Linked DNA regions of Homo sapiens: regions 1 and 3 are each linked to region 2. Evidence: chromatin contacts called from ENCODE Hi-C data. All regions are on one chromosome and are shown on one strand. Each heading gives the region's core, a stretch centred on a gene start or an enhancer-like site at or near the end of the contact. The rest is flanking DNA. Distances are from core to core; before and after follow the strand shown. Region 1 has its middle 68 kb from the start of LINC01673. Region 2 holds the start of LINC01697 (long intergenic non-protein coding RNA 1697). Region 3 holds the start of LINC00113 (long intergenic non-protein coding RNA 113).

Evidence for each region. Hi-C counts contacts between places; a loop is a spot of excess contacts on that map. Pooled maps may share reads with other maps.
Region 1: a loop to region 2 is called in a map of mammary epithelial cell, with 12 times the contacts of the local background. The contact joins the enhancer-like site here to the promoter of LINC01697 in region 2. A Hi-C loop is called at or near these places in 6 of 168 maps with a recorded cell type or tissue (Caco-2, IMR-90, chondrocyte and 3 more) and 13 of 50 pooled maps.
Region 3: a loop to region 2 is called in a map of left cardiac atrium, with 4 times the contacts of the local background. The contact joins the promoter of LINC00113 here to the promoter of LINC01697 in region 2. A Hi-C loop is called at or near these places in 1 of 168 maps with a recorded cell type or tissue (left cardiac atrium) and 2 of 50 pooled maps.

What each region holds. Positions count from the first base shown.
Region 1 is chr21:27,568,789-27,572,353 of GRCh38, forward strand. No RefSeq gene overlaps it. Among named protein-coding and RNA genes, the nearest start is that of LINC01673, 68 kb to the right of the region's middle. Within about 2 kb of position 1,548, at least 12 of the 41 ENCODE cell types and tissues checked have a DNase peak (open chromatin) inside an H3K27ac peak, as active enhancers do; they include IMR-90, heart right ventricle and mammary epithelial cell, where a contact is called at or near this core.
Region 2 is chr21:28,046,968-28,050,470 of GRCh38, forward strand. LINC01697 (long intergenic non-protein coding RNA 1697) reads left to right here and starts at 1,447. Exons shown (of 5, transcript NR_126010.1): 1 at 1,447-1,570.
Region 3 is chr21:27,719,941-27,723,861 of GRCh38, forward strand. It overlaps LINC00113 (long intergenic non-protein coding RNA 113), which reads left to right and starts at 2,439. Exons shown (of 4, transcript NR_024357.2): 1 at 2,439-2,473.

The DNA.
Region 1 (3,565 bases), core at 298-2,797, 480 kb before region 2:
ACTGGCATCCATTTCATGCAATAAATTTAACACCAGATTGCCACTCAAAAGAAAGTATCAATTAAGCTGGAATATGTCAGCATTGGCAATACACAGATCAAACAAAAACACAAAATAATTTGGCTTACACTCTCTGCCTGTTAAAGTAACCAATGAAACTATTTTCCTGGGGAAGCTTTTCAAAGTATTTAGCCTGTCACAAACTGGCCCTTTGAAACTGTATTCCCAAAGACAAGTTGTAGAACCCAGACGGTCATTGAGAATTGTTGAGCCTGGAGGGTGAGAATTTGTGTCCACCACAGTCGAGAATCAGAAAGGAGGATAAGATGAGGAGAGAGAAGAAAACAATAGGTAAAGTCTGTGTAGTATGGAGGTGTGTTTCCAGAGGATATTGAAGAGCAAAGGAAACACAGGGATGGATGCTGGAGGCCACTACTATGGACTGAATGTGTCTCCCCAAAATTCATATGTCGAAATCCTAATGTACAATGTAATAGTAATTTGAGATGGGCCTTTGGGAGGAATTTGATCATGAGAGGAGATTCCTTATGATGAGATAAGTGCCCTTATTTTTTTAAAAAGGACAGAAAACAGCTTGCTTCTTCTTCTCTGCCTCTCTCTCTCTGTTTCTCTCTCTCTCTCTGTTTCTCTCTCTCTGTTTCTCTCTCTCTCTCTGTTTCTCTCTCTCTCTCTGTTTCTCTCTCTCTCTCACTCTCTCTCATTCTCTCTCTGTCCCACATGAGAAGACAGTGGGAAGATAGCCACCTATGGAGTGGAGGAGTACCCTCACCAAAACTGATCTCAGATGAGACTGGAACCCTGATCTCAAACTGCCATCATCCAGAGCTATGAGAAATGTTTGCTGTCGAAGTCACCTCGTCTAGGGTAATGTGTTATAACAACCCAAGCTGATGAAGAAAGCCACTGTCTGATTAGATGGGTCTCTCCTAAGGAATTGGTTTCTTGTTAGGTAATGTACCCTGGTATCAAGATTTGGAAAACAGTGTAAATATTAATTCAAAGTAATTATTTGAGCTGTGCTGGTAACTAGACCTACTAGAGTAATTCTGGCTCAAATAGTTCTTGTGATATGCCCTGCTTATTCTTATAAGGATTGAGAAGTTGACTAAAATTTGTCCATTATTTATTACCAGTGAACTCTGGTATTTCCTGAGGGTATTTTCTCAAACCTACTCGTTCCTTCCAGGCCTCTGCCACTTGCTCAATGTAGTATCCCAGCTCTCTGTCACTTTCCATGCCTCACCTCATGACGCTGCTTGCTAGTTCAGCCTCCCTCCTGGCATGGGCCAGACAGCAGCATATTCTCCTTACCTGCTGTCATGAAAGCTGTAATAACTGCAATGCCCAGTGCAAAGCTACCTAAACCCAGGAAGAATCTGGCCTCCCCACTTACTTTCAAGGTGGGACTAGGTAACACAGTCCAGAAATGTTGAGGATTTCAGACCATTAGGGTATATTCGGCCACTGAGAGTCAGGAGAAATTGAGGAGCCAACAAATTATGTCTTCACATTTACTCACTCTCTCCCCCACAGGATCACTGTGGAGAAGGTGTTTTCATTGGCCTCTGCACAGGCACCCTGCATCACTCATTAGTCAGTCGAGCTTCCTGGGGCCAGCTCAGTAGCATGCCAACTTGTATGTGATTTTCTTCCCCTCAACCTTAATGACCTGGTACTGCACCCATTCCTAAAGTATTAGCACACAAGCTTTCCTTTAGGCTCTGTTGGTTAGGGGCTCTTTGACTCATTACCCCTTCTACCCCAGCTCACATACACTGTTGCCCTGCCAAATAACATGTTTATTTCAGTGATGTCAGCAGGAACAGACATTCATGTCCAACTGTGTTGATTCCTTCTTTTAGTCTATCTTGGAAGTAGCGAAGAATTTCTGCTCTGGGGCCTCTCTTTCAACTGAGGACACACATCAAGACACAGCTGTTGCACCAGAAGCTGTAATTCTGCAGGCCTGCCAACTGGCACATTCCATCATATAACAAGAATTCTTGGGATGTGGAATCCAAAACACTGGCCAGAGACATAGCTTAATATCACTACAGTGGTGTGGGATGGAGTAAATATTAGTACTTGTTTTATTTTTTCTGGTAAGTAGAAAATTGGAAATGGTACCCTCTTATAGTTTCTTGCCAAAGATGGATGTTGGCTTTCCACAAAAGTGTAGAGCTACACAAGCCTTAGGATTCTGTTAAATTAATTCTAAATATCTGAGAAGAAAATTACTAATAATGTGTCATGAATTAGTGACTCCCAAGAATTGAAGTCCACAAGAACCTCAGAATGTGATTCTATTTGGGAAAATGATCTTTTCAGATGCAAGTAATTAAGATCTTCAGATGAAATCATAATTCTGAACTTAGTATGGGTTCTAACTACAAAGACTGATGCCTTTATAAGAAGAGGAAAAAACACAGAGACATAGAGGTGAAGGTCACCTGAAGATAAAGACAGAAATTGAAGTTATGCTCCCACGAGCCAAGGAAGGTTAGGGGCCCCCAGAGGTACAAGAAGAAAGGAAGTATTCTCTCCTTCCTTTGGAAAGAGTGTGGCCCTGGCTATATTTTGATTTTGGACTTCTAACCCCTAGAACTGTGAGAAAATACATTTCTGTTTGTTTTTAAATCAGTTTGTTGTATTAGGTTGGTGCAAAAGTAATTGTATTTTTTACCATTACTTTTAATGGCAACAATCGTTAATTACTTTCACACCAACCTAATACATTGTTAAGGCAGACCAAAGTATTAGAGAGACCCCAAAATCAGCAGCAGAAAATGTCAGCGGTCTAAGAGAATGAAGTGAGGAGTGAGAACATACACACGGAATAGGCACGAATGGCAAAAATCTTGATGCTAAGTCGTGTTTTTGGATGTTGCATTACAAATACAATGAGCCCTTATCAATTAAATGATGGGCTTTCTGGTACTATTGAATGACATCAGTTTCTTTTACTTGGGTATATTAACTTCCTTAACTCTACATGAAAAAGTCTTTGCATATCTAGAATATTTCATCAGGGAGTCAAATTGTCTCCTGGATATAAACATCAACAAACCAAAACAAGCTTACACAAGTGGAAAGCTTGACATTGTTGAAGAATGAGTGACAGAACCTCAAATGTTTGAATAATGTTTCATTCACAGCTGTTGTGGCTTCTATCTAGTTGGCAAAACATGTAAGTCTAGCCATGAGCTACCTACCCCAGTCTGAGAAAATTATTTTAACATCTAATGGCCCTTGTCATGTAACTCCTCAAGGTTATACATTTTTCCATTGATTTTACCATGGAACCTAGAGTTATCAAGAAGTTAAGAAGGGAAATAGATATAAATCCACTTATCTTTAATTAAAATTTTTCCTAAAAATTTTTGATATAGGCTTTTTGTAACAAACTGCCTTTAAGTAGGTTTTTCACAACAAAAGTCTACTCATATTCATTATAATGTTTATTATGAGCTCTATGTTATTGCCTTAATGACAGTTTCTTGATAACGGAGAATTTTCAAATTAGGTAATTTTCAGAATTAGTTGT
Region 2 (3,503 bases), core at 197-2,696:
GAAGGAAGGTCCTTGTTACATGTAGGTTCCTCAACCTTGGATTTCCCAGTCTCGAGAACTGTAAGAAATAAGTCTCTGTTCTTTATAAATTACCCAGTCTAAGGCATGCTACATTAGCACAAAACGGACTAAGACACTATCTATCCATCTACCTATATGTCTATATATCTACCTAATCTATCTGGCTATTTATCTATCTATCTATCTATCTATCTATCTATCTATCTATCATCTATCTGTTCCCACCTAAGCAGGTGAAAGTAAGCTACCTTATAAAGCAGAAGATAATATACACATCAAAACACTCTCTTACCTAATAAAGACTGGTACGTTAAAGGTAGTGGTACACTGCTTTTACATCTCAATGTTTATTTGCTCATTTGTTTTTCCCAACTGTGAACAAAATGTTATGAAAAAGCTATTATAATAGCAACTAGTATGCAGCTCCACCATCTTTAACTTAATTGGAGAGAGACATAAAGAAAAATGTTTGTTCTTAACATTCTTGCAAGAAGAAGCAATATGCAGAGAATGTTTTTTTCTCTCTCTCTCTTTCTCTGTGTTTATGTATACATTCATTAATCTATACTTATATACATTAAAATTCAGTTTTTTAAAATAAGTAAGAAAATGGGTGTTTCAGTCAACTAAATATTCTAATTAATTCAATATTTTATCCTGTGAGATGTTCAAAAGATCAAATATTTTTAAAAGTCATAATAATCCCATAAAATTACTTAGATAGTCACTCTTTCTTCCTCATCTTTTGTCTAGGTCACTCCTACCATACTGAACATGAATTTGATAATTTTTTAATCTTATTCACGCACAAGCTTAGATTTGATTCCTTATTTTATATTTATAAACTATTTTTGTCTTGCCGCTGACTTTTTTGTATCAGATTGAGTTTTATACTACTGTTTTATTTAAGCCCTTTCTTGCAATTACCATCATCCTGCACCAATATAGAAATTTCAGTGTGTTTCCTTCTTCCTTGAGCTCACAATGAGATCTCCTGTTATAGGCTGATGGCTACAGGCATATTTTACTGTCATAATTTTCACAGAACTCACACACTAATAATCCAAACTAACCCTAAAATTATATCAAAAAATTAATCTGATTAGGATGATAATTCACAGTCACATAGTGTTTTGGAATCTTTGTGGTGAAAATAAATTGTTCGTTTAAAACTATTGACTTAGAAGTCGGACTCTATTATTGTGTAATGACTGAAACCAGAAGTAACATTTTTCAATATATCTCTATATAAAGAATATTCTCTGATATGGTTTGGCTGTGTCCCCACCCAAATCTCATCTTAAATTGTAACTCCCACAATTCCCACATGTCCTGGGAGGAACCGGGTGGGAGGTGATTGAATTATGGGGGTGGATCTTTCCTACGCTGTTCTCATGACAGTGAATGAGTCTCATGAGATTTGATAGTTTTAAAAATGTAAGTTTCTCTGCACAAGCTCTCTTTTTGCCTGCTGCCATCCACGTAAGATGTGACTTGCACCTCCTTGTCTTCTGCCACGATTGTGAGGCTTCCCCAGCCATGTGGAACTGTGAGTTCTCCATTATACCTCTTTCCTTTTTATATTGCCCAGTCTTCAGTATGTCTTTATCAGCAGCATGAGACTAGACTAACACATTCTCATTTTGTGCGTTTTGGAGAAAAAATAATACGGCAAGAAATTCCATTTTTGAAAATTATTATTGCTTAAACTTTAGATAAATGGGAATTGACTGTGTTTGTTTACCCTAACATGGACTAGGTGCTGGCAAATTACAACTGCAATTTTGTTTCTGCAGCCTCAAATTTAATCTTTTATTTTGTCAGATGTGGCTAGGTGAACAATTTCCAAAAAAAAAAAAGACTAAAATAGTGAGCCTTAAAAAATCCTATTTCTCTTCTAGACTTGGATCCCTAAGTACCAGTCAAGGAAAATATCTAATTTCTTCAAGGAAAAAGAGTCCATATTTCTTTTGAAACATATCATGTTGCCATAGTTACCAAATGCTCTCCTTTTATTTCCTAACAATAATATCACCATCTAGATACACATAGCTTACAAAAGTAAATGTTTTATTGTGGAATTTTATAAGGACACAGGATCTGCTTCCAATGACTTTCAAAAAAATTAAAATGGAAGGATTCTTTCTAATAAATACACCTGAGTTGAAATTAAATGTTTTCTGAGCAAGAGCATAGGAGAAAAGGAGGAGCAGAGAGAAACTGAAAAAGACACATACAGTTTTAACATTTCAAAGGTGAAGGTGATTTAAATTAGGATTTGGGCATGGCTGTTCTTCTCCACCCCAGTGTATATAAACATTCTCATATGGGTTGCCATGTCTCCAGGAGTGATACCTTCATCTGGACAGGCCATTAGAAATTAAAACATATTTACACATATACACATGCACATCTTAGAATAAGAAAAATTATAAACCAGCTTATTTTTATTTGTCTTGCCAAATATAAACTTTAGAGACAAAATTTTAAATAAAGCAGCAACTATGAAAATAAATAATGAGATTCCTGTGTACAGAATTACGTAGTTGGGGTTTACATATTTGAAATCAAGCTCCAAGTAGAAACGAATCAGTTTTCTCTTTCTTTTCTCTTACTTTTTAAGAAGCTATCACAAGAATTTTATTTACAGGAATTTAAGGTGGAAACATATACCTTTTGGGGAGTAAATCATTACTAAAAACATAATTAATGTGGTCATTTTGAACAATATTATCAAATAGTTACCTCAATGAATCATAAAAATCATCAAATATGTACATGATTTGAAAAATCTTGAAAACTAAGAAAGTTGAAATATGCAAAAAGTAAATTTCATAGTCTACCTTTATAGATAAAACATCAATAGCTAATATTAAACTATAAGCATTATTATTAAAATATAAACATTAATTGAAAATTTAAAATTAAATTTAAAAATTAATTAATTTCTTTATATCTTCCTATTTCATACTTAAAAGGTTTCTTATTCTAGCCTACACGGTGTATCACAAACTGCAAATTACAATACTTGATGTTTTAATGCACTATGTCGGGGGGTGGGGGGCAAGGGGAGAGAGGAAGAGCATTAGGACAAATACCTAATGCATGCGAGGCTTAAAACCTACATGACAGTTTGTTAGGTTCAGCAAACCACCACGGCACATGTATACCTATGTAACAAACCTGCATGTTCTGCACACATATCCCAGAACTTAAAGTAAAATTTAAAATAAGAAAATAATAATAATAAAGAATGTGTTATTTAAATGTAATCTTTAGCATTTCAGTTTTGTTTACTGGAGTAATAATCTCAATATTATTTTTAAATATAGAGAATTCAAAATTATTTAACATAAAGTATACTTCATTTTATTTGTAAAGTTTTACCCATCATTTTTAAAATGAATGATTTAGGCAGAGCATTACGGCGTTTGAGAAAAACTGGCCTTCATTGTAAGTTGACTGTAGGATTTATTGATACA
Region 3 (3,921 bases), core at 1,189-3,688, 330 kb before region 2:
TACAGGTGCTGCACCTTGCAAAGCCACAGGGGCAAAAATGCCTAACATCTTGGGAGTCCACCCCTTGCAACAATGTGCCCAGGATGTGGGACACAGAGTTAAGGAAATAATTTTGGAGCTTTAAAGATTTAATGACGGCTCTGCTGGGTTTCAGAAATGTGTGGGGCCTGTTGTCCTTTTCTTTTGGCTGACTTCTCCCTTTTGGCGTGACAATGCTTACTCAATTCCTGCACCGCCATTGCATCTCGAAGTAAATAATTAATTTCTTTTTTTATTTTTTATTTTACAAGCTCATAGGTGAAAGAAACTTGCCTTGAGTCCCCAATGAGACTTTGAATTTTGGACTTTTGAGTGATGCTGGAATGAGCTGAGGCTTTTAAAGACTATTGGGAAGGGATGATTGTATTTTGCAATGTGAGATGAACATAAGATTTGGGGTCCCAGAGATGGAATAATATGGCTAGTATATTTTGTCCTCTCTAAATCTCATGTTGAAATGTAATCTCCAAAGTTAGTGGTGGGGCCTGTGGAAGGTGTTTGGGTCATGGGGACAAATCCCTCGTGAATGGCTTGGTGCCATCCTTGAAGTAATATGTAAGCTCTCAATTTGAGTTCAAGTGAGATCTGGTTGTATAAAAGAGCCTGGCACCTTCTTCTCCTCTCTCTTCCTCTCTCTCATCATGTGATATATCTGCTCCCCATTTGCCTTCCATCAATTGTAAGCTTCCTGAGGCCCTCACCAGAAGCAGATATTGGCACTATGTTTCATGTACAGACTGCAGAATCATGAGCCAAATAAACCTCTTTTCTTTATCAATTACCCAGTCTCAGGTATTCCTTTACAGTGATGAAAACAGACTAATCTAGTTACTGAAAACCTCTATGAATGAAGACTTTGCCCACATTTTCACTATGTATCCCAGATTTTCTAGAAGGTATTTCCGAATATAATTGCAAAAGCAAACATATAGTAGTGGTTCTGATTGCAGAAATTTTAGAGTAGCTTGTATCAGACTATCCATTAGAAAGAGAATAAATAAACTAAATTCCAGCACTGACAGCAGAGTAAAAACCTGTCTCCAATACATAAATAAGTCGATAAATAAATAAGTAACAAATAAGCTTTGAACAAATAGAGTTAAAAAAAGTTTGAAGACATTGGAGACTAGACACAAATGAGCAAATCCTGGATGGAGTTTGGCCCTTGAAAAGGAGAATGGCAAGGATGAGATCTCATTTGTACATCTTTTCCCTCTTAGGGGGAAAAAAAGACAAAAATAAAAGTATTGGAAACAGTAAATGAGAGAATACACAAAATTTACAAAGGAACAAATACATAAATAATTGCTAATGTCACATTAAAAAAATGAAAATAAGAAGAAAAGGAATCTTATCTTTAAATTCCTTAAAATAAAAACAAAAATTTTAAATCAGCATGCTGCATCAAGTCAAAAATAACTTATTTGGTTAAATAAATATATATTTTAGGTAAACGAAAGCTGAGAAGATATATTTCTCAAGTTCTGTACTATAAGAAATGCTAAAATAAATACTTCAGAATAAAGTGAAATGACTATAGACAGTGACAGAGATTCACAGGAAGAAATAAAGACCACTAAAAATAAGAGCTTTCTTTTAATTTCTTTAAAAGAAAATTGACAATTTAATGCAAAAAATATAAGGTTGAATTATAAAATTTATAAGTAGATTTAAAATGTATGGCACCAATAATGTTACTGAATTCATATGGGTCTGCAGCAACCTTAGTTTTTTCCTCTTCAGGAAAAACAAATTGACCAAAGAGGCAGAAGGAGAAACCAGAGCAAATTTTAGAGCAAGAGTGAAAGTTTATCAGAAGTCTTTGGAACAGGAATGGAAGGAAGTAAAGTACACTTGGAAGAGGAACAAGTGGGTGACATGAGAGATAAAGTGCACGGTTTGACCTTTGGACTTGGGATTTTATACATTAGCATACTTCCAGGATCTCGCATCCCTTCTCTCCTGATTCTTCCCTTGGGGTGGGCTGTCACATGTGCAGTGAACTGCCAGCACTTGGGAGGGGAGCATGCACAGTGTGTTTACTGGACCTGTACACATGCTCAATTGAGGTGTTCTCCCCTTACCAGCCAAATGTCCCTTGGTGGTAATATACCAGTTAAACTCTTCCATTTTACCTCTTAGTGCACATGCCCAAGCCCACTCACTCAACTCCTGAGATCTTATTAGAAAGCTGCTTATCACCAGTTTCAGGTGTTTCTGTTTCTTGGGAGACTGCCTTTCCCTGGCACTGGCTGTGACCATTTGTTATTTAGAGAGATGGTTTACTAACCACCTGACCATCACCTGATGGATGCCTGACATTCCTAGAGTGGGAGTGCTCTCCTACCCTTCTTGTGTGTGACTAGCTACCTACTGTAACAACTTCCCTTTCAAGAGTCCAAGACCTCAATTCTTTGGAGAAAAATGGATGAAGGTCAGTCTTCTGTAACTGCTTCCTTCTCACAGAGGGGCAATGGTGGTTCTGTGGGTCTTGGCCTTTGGCTAGTTGCCAGGGAAGGGTTTGCTTTGTGAGCTGGTGAAAGCAGTATCCAGCCAGGTCCAAAGGAGACACAGGCAGGATTTTACTTCTGTCATGTCTCACTGATGGGCAGTCTAGGGGTCTCCTGCAGGAGGGTGACTCTTAAATATTGAGAGGATGGTATCCCTCAATAATGATCATCTAGAGCTTGATGGCCTGAAGGCAAGAGAAGACAAATCAGGTTATTAGATTTAGCAGAATGTTAAAATGAAGTAAGGGGGTGATGACAGCTGACACACCCAGGTAGCTGGTGGCTATAGTCATAACTGCTAAGAATTGGGCGTGTGGGGGTGCTAGCCAATTCCAATATGTGCCAAGAATTGCAATACTGAAGCAGATTTTTTCATTACCCATCCCTTTTGTTTCTTCTGAGCTGCAGCCAGAGATCACTACTAGTTGGTTCACTGGAGTAAGTAGGGTGAGTCTAAATTGCAGACAAAAACTCAAAAACAACTGATGAGGCTAGAACTTAATCACAGGTGTACCATAGTTCTTCAAACATAATTTTTCTCTCTCCAGATCTTATTTTTATGAAAAATAAATCCTGATAGGACTGATGTGCTTGCAAAATAAGTTCTAGTCTTATTACACTTGGCCAGATTATTTGCATGAATCACAGCAAGAATAATCATTTTCCAGAAAGTGACATTTTTTACTTATGTCAGGAACCCTGTACAGGGACTGTGTAGACAAGGTGTGAGGCCAGTTTTCCCAAGGGGTTTTATTGTCTCTATAAGTCAAATTTGGTTCCTTAAAGAAATGCACATTATTTCAGTCAAAGCCTTGATAAAATAACCAGTGTCTCTAATTGTGTCCTGTTGCAAAAGAAAATAGATTCATATTGCATTTATGCAAATAACTGTATTGCCATGAGTTAAGAATATTCACAAATAGTTTTCAAATTCAGGAGAAATCAGGTAGGAAGAAAAAACATTATGCTTCAAATTATGTTGATAGTAGTATAATTTATTTACTCAATTCTTTAAAAGCTGTAAATAATGCAAAAGAAAATTTTCTTGTCTTTTAAAAACGAAGGATTAACAACATTTTAAGCAAAAACTCATAAAAGAATTATTTTAGTCTTCTACTAGTTTAGTCCATGTTCTGCTTGATATTCATGAACATTTTAGCTCTCCATATCTCTAATGACACAATCTTTGAAGTGATCAAAAACCTGTGTTTTAGAACACCTGTTAGAGTATTACAGCTGTTTATAAAACCTCCTTCTAAAAATAATCAAAACAAGACAACTAATGTTCGTGGATGACAAAACATCTTAGGGCAGGCACAGTCAAAGATACAATTGACAAGGAAATTTGTTAACTTGGTGGTACACAATAATT